Regions from separate parts of the Homo sapiens genome. Here region 2 is linked to region 1. Evidence: read pairs that join two places in POLR2A ChIA-PET (ENCODE). Cell type or tissue: CD4-positive, alpha-beta T cell. All regions are shown on one strand.

What was found. Peaks named below come from ENCODE experiments on the same cell type or tissue, not always from the same donor. Only the 100,000 strongest peaks of a DNase experiment are listed, where the experiment ranks them.
Region 2: POLR2A ChIA-PET joins it to region 1 with 10 read pairs; 7 of 35 experiments call an interaction of 5 or more read pairs at or near these places.

What each region holds. Positions count from the first base shown.
Region 1 is chr9:6,699,330-6,707,329 of GRCh38, forward strand. LINC02851 (long intergenic non-protein coding RNA 2851) reads left to right here and starts at 4,978. Exons shown (of 3, transcript NR_184134.1): 1 at 4,978-5,014; 2 at 5,124-5,324. RefSeq lists enhancers at 4,990-5,079, 5,130-5,259 and a silencer at 7,966-8,000. In CD4-positive, alpha-beta T cell, no CTCF peak of the experiment used is centred here; a DNase peak (open chromatin) is centred at 4,962; H3K4me3 peaks cover 1,523 bases; H3K27ac peaks cover 1,362 bases.
Region 2 is chr9:6,777,063-6,785,062 of GRCh38, forward strand. All of the region lies in intron 1 of KDM4C (lysine demethylase 4C), which reads left to right. Among named protein-coding and RNA genes, the nearest start is that of KDM4C, 23 kb to the left of the region's middle. RefSeq lists enhancers at 1-520, 258-417. In CD4-positive, alpha-beta T cell, no CTCF peak of the experiment used is centred here; no DNase peak of the experiment used is centred here.

The DNA.
Region 1 (8,000 bases):
TACAAAAATTAGCCAGGCTGGTGGTGTGTGCCTGTAGTCCCAGCTACTTGAGAGGCTGAGGCAGGAGAATTGCTTGAACCCGGGAGGCGGAGGTTGCAGTGAGCCAAGATCGCATCATTGCACTCCAGCCTGGGTGACAGAGCAAGACTCCAACTCAAAAAAAAAAAAAAAAAAAAAAAGAACGGAATAGACCAAGTGTTTGAAGACACTGCTAAGAAGGAAAAATTCTGGCCACGTGTGGTGGCTCATGCCTGTGATCCCAGCACTCTGGGAGGTCAAGGCAGGAGGATCACTTGAGCCCAGGAGTTTGAGACCAGCCTGGGCAACATGGCAAAACCCTGCCTCTACTAAAAATACAAAAAATTAGCTGGTCATGTAATCCTAGATCCTCAGGTGGCTGAGGTGGGAGAATCACCTGAGCCTGGAAGGTTAAGGCTGCAGTGAGCCGAGATTGTGCCTCTACATATCAGCCTGGGCAACCAGAGTGAGACCCTGCCTCAAAAAAAAAAAAAAAAAAAAAGTAAAACTTATATTGAAAAAATTTTAAAAAAAGAAAAATGTGAAAAAGTAGAGTCTCCTCATCTGAAAAATAGAATAATGGTAGTTCCTTTCTCTTTGTATGTAACGCTATCCATTTAAAGAACTTAGAACTCAGTAAGTACTAAAGGACCGTTAATTCATTCAACAAGCATTATTTGATCTAGGCACTTAGAATACATCAATCAACTAAGCTGACAAAGATTCTTCCACTTGCGGAGCTCAATCTTAGTGGAGGGATGGAGGAAATAAACAGTGCAAAATAAATAAGTGAAGGATAGAATATGCAGGAAGTTAAGTGCTATGGATGAAAGAAAAAGTACAACAGTGTAGCAGGGTCAGGAGTGCTGGGTGGTGGGTGGCAGTGCTGAATGGGTGATCAAGATGTCCTTTTTGGGTTTGTTTTTTTTTTTTTTTGAGATGGAGTCTCGCTCTGTCACCCAGACTGGAGTGCAGTGGTACGATCTTGGCTCACTGCAGCCTCCACCTCCTGGGTTCCAGCGATTCTCCTGCCTGTCTCCTGAGTAGCTAGGAGTAGCCTCCTGGGTAGCTGGGATTACAGGCATGTGCCACCACGCCTGGCTAATTTTTGTATTTTTAGTAGAGATGGGTTTTCACCATGTTGGCTAGGCTGGTCTCAAACTCCTGATCTCAGGTGATCCACCTGCCTCGGCCTCCCAAAGTGCTAGGATTACAGGCATGAGCAGCCATGCGCGGCCAAGATGTCCTATTTGAGAGGATAATGATAGCTGAGCAAAGGCCAAAGGAAATGAGGACATTAGCCCAAAAAATATGTGGGAAAGAATATTCCAGGCAGAGGGGGTAGCTAAAACAGGCCCTAAGAGAGAAGCATGGGGATCTTGTAGGATAACAAGGCCAGTGTGGTTTGAGGGAATGAATGGAAGGGGAGGGTCAGGCTGAGCTTAGAGAGGGTGCTCGGTATCCCATATGTGGCCCTCCAGACCACCCTTTACCTTCTTCCATCCTGCTGTGAGCCCAGGAGGGTGCCCTCTAGGGACTACACCCTTGCCATCTGGCTTTCTGTTGGATCTCCTAACAGGGCACCTACAAAAGAGAGCGAGTGAGGAGAGTCGGATCTGGGTATTCATCGCTCTTGCTCTCTCTAAGCAAGATGCTCACTGGCTGGCTGCATCCCACTGAAGGGTTCAACTCCTGACAGGTGGCTATCGCCTCAGTCCTCTCTGTTTTGGGGATCTGGTACCACTCAGTTCCTTGCCCCTTCCAGCGTAGGGATGCTATAAAGGCCCCGCTGTTACTAGACCCAAGGTTGTTGAACAATCATTCCTTTTCCTCTACTCACACCTTTTAAAATAACCCCTTTTAAAAATTCTCCTTAAACTATCCTAATTTGAACATGCCAGCTGTTTCCTGCTAGAACCATGACTAACAGAATTCAGGTCATTTCAGGCCTTGAAGGCTATTCTAAGGATTTTGGCTTTTACTCTGAATGAAACCAGAAGCCATGATAGTGTTTTCCGCAGAAGAGTGATGTGATCTGACTTAGCTTTTAAAACAGTCACTCCGGCTGCTGCATTGACACTGGGAGGCTGGGGCAGGGAGGGGAGTAGGATAGAGGCAGAGACAGCTGTTAGGGGGCTCCTGCAATGACAATACAGCTAACTAAGGTGTTCACTGTGGAGGTGGTTGAGAAAAGGTCAGATTTGGGACATGTTTTGAAGGTAGAGTCAACATGACGTCCTGATGACTGGAGGAATGGAAGAAAGCAGGCTTTGGCATAAACAACTAAAAGGATGGAATTGCTGCCATTTATAATGGGAAAGGCCATGGTGGAGTAGGTGTAGAGAGGAAGATCATGAGTTCAGTATTGACACATCAATTTTCAGATGTTTATTGGACATCTGTGTAGAGATGTCAAGAAGGCAGTTGGGGCCAGGCGTGGTGGCTCACGCCTATAATCCCAGCACTTTGGGAGGCCGAGGCGGGCGGATCACGAGGTCAGGAGATCGAGACCATCCTGGCTAACACGGTGAAACCCCGTCTCTACTAAAAATACAAAAAATTAGCCAGGCATGGTGGCAGGTGCCTGTAGTCCCAGCAACTCAGGAGGCTGAGGCAGGAGAATGGCATGAACCCAGGACGTGGAGGTTGCAGTGAGCCGAGATCATGCCACTGCACTCCAGCCTGGGCGACAGAGCGAGACTCCGTCTCAAAAAAAAAAAAAGAAAAGAAAAGAAAAAAAAGAGGGCAGTTGGATGTAAAAGTATGGCATTTGAGAAATGTATAACCAGAGATGAATGGCAGATAAAATTTAAACCCATGAGACATGGTAAGATCACCAAGAAAGTGAGGGTTAGATACAGAAGAGGACCATGAATTACACTTGGGGACACTCCAAATTAAAAGGTGGTGAGAAGAGAGAATTAGCAAAAACCACTGAGAATCAGGAGCAGAAACAGAAGTAGGGGAAAACCAAGAAAATGGGTGTCCTAGAAGTCAAATTTAAAAATCATGCTATACCAAGGCGTGATGGCCTGTGCCTGTAGTCCCATCTACTCAGGAGGGTGAGGTGAGAGGTGGAGGCTGCAGTGAGCCAAGATCAGGTCACTGCACTCCAGCCTGGGTAACAGAGTGAGACCCCATCTAAATTTAAAAAAAAGAAAAAAGGCCAGGCCCGGTGGCTCACGCCTGTAATCCCAGTACTTTGGGAGGCCGAGGTGGGCAGATCACGAGGTCAGGAGATCAAGACCATCCTGGCTAACACGGTGAAACCCCGTCTCTACTAAAAATACAAAAAAATTAGCCAGGCGTAGTGGTGGGCGCCTGTAGTCCCAGCTACTCGGGAGGCTGAGGCAGGAGAATGGCGTGAACCCGGGAGGTGGAGCGGTGGAGCTTGCAGCCACTGCACTCCAGCCTGGGCGACAGAGCGACAGTCTCAAAAAAAAAAAAAAAAAAAAAAAAAAAAAAGCATGTCAGGGAGAAGACAGTGATCTTATTTTGAACCAATGGAGGGAAAAACTGGGTGAAATGTCTTTGAGATAGCATGGGATATGAGTCATTGAGTCTTTGGTGATTATAGATAATTCAGTCACCATTATGTTTATGACTTGTTGCTCTTATCATAATCTCTCATCACCTTGTCTCCTAAGTAGACTTGGAAGCTCGATATTGTACACCTTATTAGGAAAATACTCAATTGTCTTCTAGTATAGGGAAAATTCGTCTTGTGTGTGGAGTAAACAACATTTTTGCCTTTACCACCATGAATATCATGTTCCCTTCATCCTCACTGTGTCCCTCAAAACCAAGAAAACATCTGGGAGTAGAGCTCGTAGAATGTTTCAAATAAGCTGAAATTAAGAGTTTTGTAGCATTGAAATGGAGTCTTTACATCAAAGTATAACTTGAAAGAAGAAACTTAGCAATTACCCTGCCCAAATCCATTGATCGTGTAATCTTTCTTAGCTGAGAACGTTACGGAACAAAGGCCCGCAAGGGCCTGGCAGTTGAGACACTTCAGGGCAGTTAAGAAAATTCATTTCACCTTTGCAGAATGTTCGGTACGTTTGGCCATCTGCCTCTGACAGCACAAAAGCCCTAAATTTAATACCCTGAAGAGCTAACGTTAAAGTGCAAAAACGAAGGTTGCAACAGCCCGACTTCGATACACTGAAAAGAACCAGGATACACCTGCACTTCTAATTTTTTCAATTTCAGCCCAAAGCCGGCCTGGTTCAAGCATTCCTCAGAAATTTCCAGCGCACGTTCCCCATCTGAAGGCTCACACCTGCGGGAGTAGAACACACTCCACACCGGTGCCGCCAACACACGGAATCTGCGCTCCCGGAAGCTTACAACATGGTCATTGTTGAAGTGCTCCCCTTGAATTGGTCGGGCGTGGTGGCGCGCTCGTGTGGTCCCAGCTACTCGGGAGGCTGGGGTAGGAGCATCGCTTGAACCCAGGAGGAGGGTGTTGCAGTGAGACGAGATCGCGCCACTGCACTCCAGCCTGGGCGACAGAGCGAAACTCCATCTCAAAAAAAAAAAAAAATCCTTAGGGACCGCCCAGAGGCTGGTGACACCTGCACTGGTACCTCCATGGCCGCGCCTCTGAGGTCACCGCTCCAGAAGGTCCCAGGCCGGCGTGGAAACCTATTACTAAGTGGGGCGGGTGGACACCAGCAGGTCCCGCCCTAAAGGAGTCCCGCGGCCGCTTGGGCCTCAGTTCCTCTTTCCTGCCCAAGTATCTCCCCAGCTCTGACGAAACAGGCAACTTCCAGACTGTGGCGTTAGCTCAGCGACTGCACTGAGCCGCCGGGAAGATCCTGGTCCCGTCAGCCAGCTGACCCACATGCGTTGCGGAGGCGCTGACCACCCCGCTTCGCTGGCTGGTGGGGGGTCACGTGAGGACCTCGGGGTCACGTGAGGTCCTCGGGCGCCGCAGGGAGGGCGGCATCCAAGTCTTTCCGCGCGTGCGCGAGCGTCCGCTGTCACTCAGGTAGAACAGTCTCAAATCGCACCGTTAGTACCGGCCCCCTTTGCCTTTCTACCTTGCCCCTCCGAGTCCCGACCCAAGATCCCAAGTAATCGTCTTCCCCCTGCACCAGGGCCGGGACCAGGCAGCCAAGAAACGCGGAGACAGACTACTGGGACTGCGACGTCTCCTCTCCTGTTCGCTGCGATATGCCGGCGTCGTGTTGAGCGGGCTGCGGACACAGACAGCCTGCCCGGCCCCACTGAGTGTTTGATCCCCATCCTCGCAGCTCTCTAGAGGACCAGAGTTGGCGGTGCAGCCCAGCGGAGCTTCGGTGGGTGCGGATGTCACTAGATGACAGACCCAGCCCTGTCCCTCAGCCCTCAGGGCCCTTTTCCCAAAGCCTACAGCCGCAGAAAGTTCTCTTAGGATATCCCCAGACCCTGCAGCCAGCTTTTCCATTTTTCCTTCCTGGGGCCAGTACTTTCTACAGCGTCTACAGCCAAAGTATCTTATCCCAGGAGGGCCTTTATAACCATCTGCGCCTTTGGGACTTTTCCCCACTTGTTGAAATCCATGGTCTTGGCCTTTCTAGTAGCCTGTCTCTCACGCTTAAGATAGTACATGCCTCCCATCTGTAAAAATGGATCATCCGCCGGGCGCAGTGGCTCACGCCTGTAATCCCAGCACGTTGGGAGGCCAAGGTGGGCGGATCACTATGTCAGGAGTTCAAGACCAGCCTGGCTAACATGGTGAAACTCCGTCCCTACTAAAAATACATATAAAAATTAGCCGGGCGTGGTGGCGGGCGCCTGTAGTCCTAGCTACTCAAGAGGCTGAGGCATGAGAATCGCTTGAACCTGGGAAGCGGAGGTTGCAATGAGCCGAGATCGAGCCACTGCACTCCAGCCTAGGTGATGGCCAGACTCTGTCTCAAAAAAAAAAAAAAAAAAAAAAGACTGTATACATTAAACTGATCCCACCTTTTTAGGCCTTTAGGACTCCACCTTAGGTTATCCTTTCCTCATGGCCCTTGATTATTAACCCATCCTAGGGCCATCTTCTCCTTTTCAGGGTGGAGGTTTGTTTGGCATGCTTTCCTCAGGCTGCTTTGTAGAAACGCATGATTCAAAACTAGGTACAGGCCAGCGCGGTGGCTCACACCTGTAATCCCAGCCCTTTGGGAGGCCGAGGGAGGCAGATTGCTTGAGGTCAGGAGTTCGAGACTAGTCTGGCCAACATGATGAAACCCCATCTCTACTAAAAATATAAAAATTAGCCGTGTGTGGTGGTGCACGCCTGTAATCCCAGCTACCTGAGTGGCTGAGGCAGGAGAATCGCTTGAACCCAGGAGATGGAGGTTGGAGTGAGCTGAGATGCCACCACTGCACTCTAGCCTGGGTGACACAGCGAGATTTTGTCTCAAACCAGACAAACAACAAAAAAACAACATCAGCTATAAATTTTCCTTTGGTGTATAGGTTAAGCACTTTTACCAAACAATGTTTTTCTTTGAACTGCCCTGGCATTATGCAATTCTGAACTCTTTGAAGGCTCCTGCTTAGACTTCAGCTGCCACCATGAGGAAGCCCAAGAAGCCTGTAAACCCTGAATATCTGAGTTAGGCCTCAGTCAGTTTAGGAAGTTTATTTTGCCAAAGGTAAGGATGCACACCCATAACACAGCCTCAGGAGGTCCTGACTACATGTGCCCAAGGTGGTCCCAGTACAACTTACTTTTATACATTTTAGGGAGACATCAATCAATATATGTAAGATGAACATTGGTTTTTTCCAGAAAGGCGTGACAATTTGACGCAAAGGCAGACTCGAGGCAAAGGCAGAACAACTCAAAGAGGGGAGTGGGTTTCCAGGTCATAGGTAGATAAGAGGCAAACGGTTGCATTCTTTTGAGTTTGATTAGCCTTTTCAAAGGAAGCAGTCAGATGTGTATCTCAGCGAGCTGAGGAATGACTTTGAATACAGTGGGAGGCAGGTTTGCCCTAAGCAGTTCCTAGCTTCAGTCTTCTCTTTAGCTTAGTGATTTTTGGGGCCCCAAGTTTTATTTTCCCTTCGCAAGCCCATATGGAGAACTGAGGCCCCTGCCTGAGAGTCCTAGCTGAGCTTACAGAACAACTTTCAGCCTTGGGAGTGAGGCCATTTGGACCTTCTTTGTTCTATACTTCAGAGAATGGAGTTATTTTTGAGATGTAGTCCATGAGTGTGGTTTGAGAAAAACAGCTACTAGCTGGTATGTTGCAGTTGGGTGGGAATGAATGGCAAGCCAGAACTGACAGAAAGGGAAGAATAGCCATGGTATCTCTGTGAAGTGGACATTCCAGAGAGAGAAGTGGGTATTCCAAAAGTGAGTGGGTTTGTGAGGAGCAACGAAGACATCCATCATGATGAAACAACAATAAGACCAAGTTTTGAGCTGGGGTGGAGAACAATTCTCTGGGTGGCCTCAGACCCCAACCCAGTTCTTCTTTTCATGCTTGTGGTTTAATTATTATTACTATTTTTTTTTCAGACAGAGTCTCACTCTGTTGCCCAGGCTGGAATGCAGTAGCACAATGTCGGCTCACTGCAAACTCTGCCTCCTGGGTTCAAGTGATTTTCCTGCCTCAGCCTCCCGAGTAGCTGGGACTACAGATGCATACCAACATACATGGCTAGTTTTTGTATTTTTAGTAGGGACAGGGTTTCACCATGTTAGCCAGGCTGATCTCCAACTCCTGACCTAAAGTGATCCAACTCAGCCTCCCAAAGTGCTGGGATTACAGGCACGAACCATTGCGCCTGGCCGTGGTTTTCAAGAATAACTGAAGAGCCAGGCGCGGTGGCTCACACCTTGTAATCCCAGCACTTTGGGAGGCTGAGGCGGGCGTTATCACCTGAGGTTGGGAGTTTGAGAACAGCCTGACCAACATGGAGAAACCCTGTCTCAACTAAAAAAAAAATACAAAATTAACCGGGCGTGGTGGTACATGCCTGTAATCCCAGCTACTTGG
Region 2 (8,000 bases), 78 kb after region 1:
TTCATCCCCTACCCCCAAGTAAGGAAACAACAGATTTTCACTTACTCTGTAGTCAGTTGTCTAATCTGTATTGCTGTTGTTGATTTCCTTTGGATTTTGGTCAATTTAGGCAGCTATCTGGGAAGAATTCTTTTTATTAATATTATACTTTTGGTGTTTTCATCTACAGCAGGGTGGAAGCAGACCTTAAGCACCCAAAGCTCTCTACTCCTTTCTGCCACTTACGTTCTCAGCAAAACCTCAGTAACTGCTAGGTTTTATCTTTTCAAAGCTGCTTTTGAGTGAGTTTGTTAACCTCTTGATGTTCATGTTAAGTACTTAAATGTTAGCTGCCCCAGCTGTTAAGTCATGCAAAGAGTCTTCCTTCAGCTTCAGCTGGGCACATCTCCGGGGCTGTGGGAGGACTTTTAGAATGACAATGTGATCTGCCTCATTTTATCTTTTCTGTAGTGAGTGTAGCTCTTTCAGTAGTGAATGCCTGTGTTTTACATTTTTGAGATTGTTCCCTTTACCTGTCTAAGACAAGAAAGTTGTTATATCTGTTCTCCTTATTGCCCCCAGGTCCTTGAAGTTAAAATTTTTTTTTTGAGACTTAGTCTTGCTCTGTCGCCCAGTCTGGAGTGCAGTGGCGCGATCTTGGTTCACCGCAACCTCCACCTGCTTCCACCATGTTTGGCTAATCAAATGTAACATTCTTAACAAGCCATCCTCTAGATTTAAAATGGTTTGTAATTGGAAACTGAAATGGTTTCCAACTGCAAGCCATAAAAACTTGAAATTCTTCAGTTTGATAGTCAGGATAACTAGTCCCATCATTCCATCATTTTTCTTCAAAACATACAGGTTTTCAGGCCTTTTTTTTTTTTTTTCTCCCCATAAAGACAGGATCTCACTCTTTCCCAGCCTGGAGTGCAGTGGCAAAATCATAGCTCACTGCAGCCTTGAACTCTTGGACTCAGGGAATCGTCCTGCCTCAGCCTCCTGAGTGGCTGGGACTACAGGCATGCCACCATGCTTGCCTAATTTTTTCTTTTTTTTTTTTTTTGAGACAGAGTCTTGCTCTGTCACCAAGGCTGGAGTGCAGTGGCATGATCTCGTCTTACTGCAACCTCTGCCTCCTGGGTTCAAGCAATTCTCCTGCCTCAACCTTCTGAGTAGCTAGGATTACAGGCACCTGCCACCACCCCTGGCTAATTTTTGTATTTTTAGTAGAGACAGGGTTTCACCATGTTGGCCAGGCTGGTCTTGAACTCCTGACCTTAGGTGATCCTCCCGCTTGGGCCTCCCAAAGTCCTGGGATTATGGGCATGAGCCACCCCACCATTCCTGGGTTTCAGGCCTTTGTAGCTAAATAACTTATTCACTCAAGTGACAGCTCTCTGCTTCCACAGCTAAATACAAAAGTTTATCAGATTTTTCCAAGGCCCGGTGCGGTAGCTCACGCCTGTAATCCCAGCACTTTGGGAGGCTAAGCTGGGAGGATCACCTAAGGTCAGGAGTTTGAGACCAGCCTGACCAACATGGTGAAACCCCGCCTCTACTAAAAATACAAAAATTAGCGGGGCGTGGTGGCACATGCCTGTAATCCCAGCTACTTGGGAGGCTGAGGCAGGAGAATCTCTTGAACCCAGGAAGCGGAGGTTGCAGTGAGCTGGGATCATGCCACTACACTCCAGCCTGGGTAACAGAGCAAGACTCTGTGTCACAGTGTTACATTTGTGAGATTCGTCTATCTAGGTGGAGATTTGGTGCCTTTTTTTTTTTTTTTTAATTATGAGAAGGAGTCTCATGTTCGCCCAGACTGGAGTGCAAGTGGCCTGGCTAATTTTTTGTATTTTTAGTAGAGACAGGATTTCACCATGTTGGCCAAGCTGGTCTTTAACTCCTGACCTCAGGTGATCCACCCACCTTGACCTTCCAAAGTGCTGGGATTACAGGCCTGAGCTACCTCACCAGGCCTGATTAAAGTCTTTTTTTTTTTTTTGAGATGGAGTCTCGCTCTGTCGCCCAGGCTGGAGTGCAGTGGCGTGATCTTGGCTCACTGCAAGCTCCACCTTCCGGGTTCAAGCCATTCTCCTGCCTCAGCCTCCCGAGTAGCTGGGACTACAGGTGCCCGCCACCATGCCTGGCAAATTCTTTGTATTTTTAGTAGAGATGGGGTTTCACCGTGGTCTCGATCTCTTGACCTCGTGATCTGCCCACCTCGGCCTCCCAGAGTGCTGGGATTACAGGCGTGAGCCACCGTGCCTGGCTGATTAAAGTCTTTTAATATGAAAAGACTTAGATTCAGAACTGAGCAGGGTAAGGAGAGAGTGGAAACCTGTAAGGCATTCTTGCTGGAGTAGATCTAGCAGAAGTAGCTTGGGTCTGAAGAAATAGTTCTGGCACGATTCCTGACCCCTAGATCATAACTAATTTGGTGTGTTCGTGAAACAAACAGGTTCCACAGCAACTTCCTGCTCCCCAGATCTCAGTCAAGGTGCTATGAACTTGGACCCTGATCTTCTGTTTGTAGTAGCAGTGGCAGTTCCCTTGACAGCTCCTGCTGCAGCAGTGTTCTGGGAGACATCCCTGGGGATTGAGCTGAGAGTCTGCTCTTGCAACCTTCAACAGTGCTCTAACACCAGTCAATATCAAATCCCTTTCTGCTTAAGTTAACCAGAGCAGTGTCTATGGGTAATTGAATCATGACTGATGCTATTATCAAATATAAACTGATGACAATGGCAAGTGGGAAACCTGCTGTTTTACAAATACCAGATGTGCATCACATGGAGGTTTATTCACTCCTATTTGCGTTTTGATAATAATCCTTTCTAATAATTGGTTCATTGGTGTAATCTTTATGAAATTAACCTGAGTGGCTCAAAATTCATTTTGTAGCACTGAATGCAATTACTAATTGAGCTATTTAAGCAAACTAGCCAGCCACCTACAGCTACTTAATCTTACTGGCCTACTATAGTAGCTCTGACTCACCCTTATCTTAACCAGATAAGGGATACCATACATTCTCTCTAAAGAACACCACTGACCTCACACACAGGGCTAAGTAGGCTATGCCTATTGTTAATATATCCAAATACCAGTTGAATACTCAGCAGGTCAACAGTATTTCCCATCCAGTTTATGCCAGCTGTGTAAGTATGAGATATAATTAAAAATTATGTAAATAGATTAGCTGTGAATACAGCGGTGTTATTGTTTCTACCAAATTTAAGTTGAATCCTTTGGAAAGCACCATTAAAGATGAGGTAATTTATTTTTAATCTCAAACGAGGTGTGGGAATTATAACAGTAAAAAGTTAAGAGATCGGGAATTTGTAAACATCTGCAAGGATTCTGGCTCATATTGCTTCTCAAGTATCCTAATTCTCATACTGTTATTAAAAACAAACCCACAAAAAAACGAAAGAGAAATTGGCCAGGTGCTGTGGCTCACACCTGTAATCCCAGCACTTTGGGAAGCCAAGGCAGGCAGATCTCTTCGAGCTCAAGAGTCCAGGACCAGCCTGGAAACATGGCAAAACCTTGTCTCTACAAAAAATACGAAAATTAGCCGGGTGTGATACTGTCCACCTGTAATCCCAGCTACTTGGGAAGGCCGAGGCAGGAGAATTGCTTGAACCAGGGAGGTAGAGGTTGCAGTGAGCCGAGATTCCGCCATTGTACTCCAGCCTGGGCAACAAGAGTGAAACTCCCTCTCAAAAAAAAAAAAAAAAAAAAAAAAAAGCGACTTTAATCATATTTGGAATGTCTCATATAATGTAGATTTCAGCTCTCCAGAATGCAGTCTCTTGAAGGTGCAGATTCTTCAGGCATTGAGCTCATGATTTCATTATGCCTATGATGATTCAGTCTTGGCTTTTTGGTCCCTTCATCTTTCTTGGGGCCTTGCATTCTCTTGATTCTACTTTTCTCTGCTGATCTCTTTCCTTCTCTCATTTTCTGTTTATGCATATAGCAGACAGTAGCTGCTGTAGCCCCTCATGGCATTGTCTCTGCTCTCTAGTTCTGAGTCCCGGGGAAGTGATTGTGCCAGGCTAGTCAATTGTAGTCTGTAGGAGTGGCTGCCTGAATTTACCCCTGTAGGCTGGGAAGCTTCTTTGGGGCAGGGGATTTTTCTGAATGGTCTTATTACAAGGGCCAAGGTATAGTTGATTCTCATTATTTGCAGTAGTTATGTTCTATAAAGTCATCATGAACAATGAACTAGTAAATACTGAAATGTTGCTCCTAGTGGAAGTACAAGTTTAGGTTCCTGTCACCCTCTGGTCAGAACATTTTCATCAACTGATCAATACATAATCTTGTTTTTTGTGTTTTTTTTTTAAAGACACTGTATTTAAAATATAATTGTTGATTTATTAACATTAAATTTGTTGCCAACAGCACTGTAACTCATGACTGAACCAACCTTATGTAACATGAATTTTTGTCATAAGCCATATAGCTATAGCCATAAACCATGGTATTCTTGTACTTAGAAACACAAGACAGCACTTCAGCATTATGCTTGGGAGCCATTTTAAGCAGCTAAATCACCAACAGACAGTGTAAAAGTGCAAAAATCATGGCACTAAATAGACCATAGAATGGACACTTGTTTGCATTATGAGAGCTGAAACAAGAAAGCCTTTGTTTGGCCTCAGCTGGGAATGTGTGCATTGGGCAATTCAAATTTTTCATTGCGCTATGCGTGTCTGTGAATGACCATACAAATGGTGATACAAATACTGATTTTGGGGTTATAAATAATTTTTTTTTTTTTTTTTGAGACAGAACCTCACTCTTGTGCCCAGGCTGGCTGGAGTGCAGTGGCATTATCTCGGCTCACCTGCAGTCTCAGCCTCCTGGGTTCAGGCTATTCTCCTGCCTCAGCCTCCTCAGTAGCTGGGATTACGGGTGCCTGCCACCATGCCCGGCTAATTTTTGTGCTTTTAGTAGAGACAGGGTTTCACCATGTTGGCCCGGCTGGTCTCGAACTCCTGACCTCAGGTGATCTGTCCACCTCGGTCTCCCAAGTGCTGGGATTACAGGTGTGAGCCACCATGCCTGGCCTGGTTATAAATTTTAGTGAGTAGGTAAATTTGTAGATACGGAATCTGTGAATAATGAAGATTGATGACGTGTGTGGAGTGCCGAGAGCATTTAAAAAGGACGTTGTCAGTTGGTGGGGAGTGTTGCCCAAAAAGCTTCATAAGGGAGTCAACGTGTAAGATAAAGTTGAAAGATGAGTTTTGCCAGATAGGCACCACTGAGGATAGGAGAAGCAAATAGCAAAGCAGTTATGAGTAGAATCTCAGATTAGGCTCATTTCCCATCTTCTGCTCCTACTAACTTGGGACCTTGAGCAAGCATTTTATTCTCTGTCATTAGTGAAATAGGGATATTCATGGTCCCTCTCTCAATGGAGTTCTTATGAGATTTAATTAAGAGAATGAACATTAATGCACTTAACAGATGTCTTGCTCACAGAAGGTATTCGTAACGGCGTACACGTGACACATATGTCTATATATAGCACAGCAAAGGAGGGAAATGGCTTCACTCCTTTGGGAACATCGAGTGGTTTAAAGTGAAGCAAAGGTTTCAAGTGGGCAAAAGGGGTCTTTGAGGAGGGAGGGGAAAGGCAGGAGCTAGATTCATGGCTCCATACTGGAACGATATTGAGCTATTGAAGGGTTTAAAAGAGGGATAGCATCATCAGTTTTGTGTCTAGAAAGTTTGCTTTATGTTTATATAGATGTATGGAAGAGAATTGACGGTGGTGAACTAAAGGTGGGAAAATCAGCAAAGACTCTTGGGGTGGTTGAAGAAAAGAACGACAGAAGTCACTCGGGATAGTAATAGTTGGTATGGAGACTAGAGAATGGATGTGAAAGATGCTCAGGATGTTGAATTGACTACAAAGGTCACCACTTAGAAGTGGAGAGTAAGAGAGGGTAGGCTTGGGAAGGCTCTTGGGATTCTGATGTTGGCCGTGCAGTAGAGGATGGGCTTGGTGTGTAGGAGATGCTTTCACTTTTCACTTCTTTCTCCACCTTTACCCTGGTAAAAGGTAGCTCCCACTGTTCTTGTTCTAAAGGGTTTTGTGGTCCTCTCTGCTTCCCTTTATTGCAGCACCTGACCTGTGGTATAATAACCGCCTGTGTACTTGTTCTTTCCTGCACTTGTAAGCTCTTTGAGGATTAGCTGTGGTCAGTGCTGGCCACAAAGAGGCAAGCTAAACTGTGGATGGATTGAATGAATAAGGACCAAGACTGGGATAGAGAAGCAGATTTTGGAGGACAGATTCGTTTTTATCCTTGTTAAGTTTTAGATTCATTATTGTCTCTATACAGCTTTATACTCATCTTCAAATGACTGTGCCTAGCAGACTGGACTGAGATTCATGAGAGAGAGGCCCATGTAGCATTTTTCCGAGGTGTATTGGGAAGGACAGTTGAGGCCAGCATGGATGAAATCTCCCATAGTGTCTGTGTTTGGTGGAAAGGGAAGATAACTGCAGAAAGAGACTTGCAGCATACCAATAGTGGAGGGGTTCGCTGAGGAATAGGGGCATGGAAAGGAGTTCCAGAGAGTGCAGTGACCATCAGAGAGTGAGGAGGGGCTAGTTGCCCACCACCCACAAAAGCTGTGCCTGGAGAGGCTTTTCTGGTTTCAGAGGCTGCAGAAGGGTTGGTAAGAGGACTAAAAACAACATATTGATTGTAGCAATTAAAAAGTTACTGGCAACTTTTTCTGGAGTGATTTCAATCCATTGGTGGAGGCAGACATCAGATTGCAGATGAAGATTTGAGTCAGGAGGTGAACTGACAAAGAAACCCCGTTCTCTGTTGGGGTTTGTCTGTGAGAGGCTGGGGAGAGAAGGCTGTAGCTTGGGTGAGTCTAGGAGGGGACATGACATACAGGAAGCCTTTGAAAGTTATATGGGAGAAATTTGAGCATCTGTAGGCAGTGAGGAAGAAGCTCATGGAAGATATTTAATTTGAATGTTTTTTTTTTCTTTCTTTCAAAGCCAGCATGCAGATGTTACTATAGCCTGGCAATATGCTAAATTCTTACATTTAGTGGCTTACTGGATCCCCATCACAATGCAGTTGGTTAGGTAATGTTACCCCATTTTACTGATGGGGAAGCAGAGGCCTCATTTAAGTAACTTTCCTGAGGTCACACAGCTACTAAGTGGAGGAGGCATGTGGGAGGGATTAAAATCCAGTTATTGTTCCTGGTCCTGAGGAGAAAATAAAAATCCAGTTAGGTCTGTTATGTCCTGCCTCAGCCTCCCAAGTAGCTGGGACTACGGGTACATGCCACCATGCCTGGCTAATTTTTTTTGTATTATTAGTAGAGACAGGGTTTCACCATGTTGGCCAGGCTCGTTGTGAACTCCTGACCTCCAGTGGTCCACCCACCTTGGCCTCCCAAAGTGGTGAGATTACAGGTGTGAGCCACCACACTCGGCCCACTGTATTCTTTATAGCAAAAGAAAAGAGGAAAAAAAAATCCTTTTGGTCTAGGATCCAAGGCACTCTGTTCCAGAACTATCTCCTTGAGTCTGCTCTTCCATTCCTACCCCTGGCCTCAGCAGGCAGGTGGAACAAGATGGAGTGGTGATCGGAATGGGATGAAACGGATGAAATAAAAGCTGCTTGGACTTGTGAGAGAGAAATGAGTCCTGGCTTAGGCAAAAATGGTCAGGAGGCTCAGGGAGTTTCTTTGCTGTGTTGCTTTCTAAGCTGGGGCCCAGGCCTGGGGGGCCCTTTCAAGCCCTCTTGTGGTTCAATAACTGGGTAGATGTGCTAACGATTAATGGAGAGTTGTGGAGGTGGCCTGCGACTTCCCTTTTCCTCCCCAGTTTAGAACCATTTGAGAAGGATGAAGTTAGATGAAAAGTCAGAGTATTAGGAGCTTTGCTGTTGATAAAGCTAAGATTGGAGAACGTGGTCCTCTTCTCCTTTCCCTCCAGTCTGGCCCTTCATGCCTGTATTAGTTAC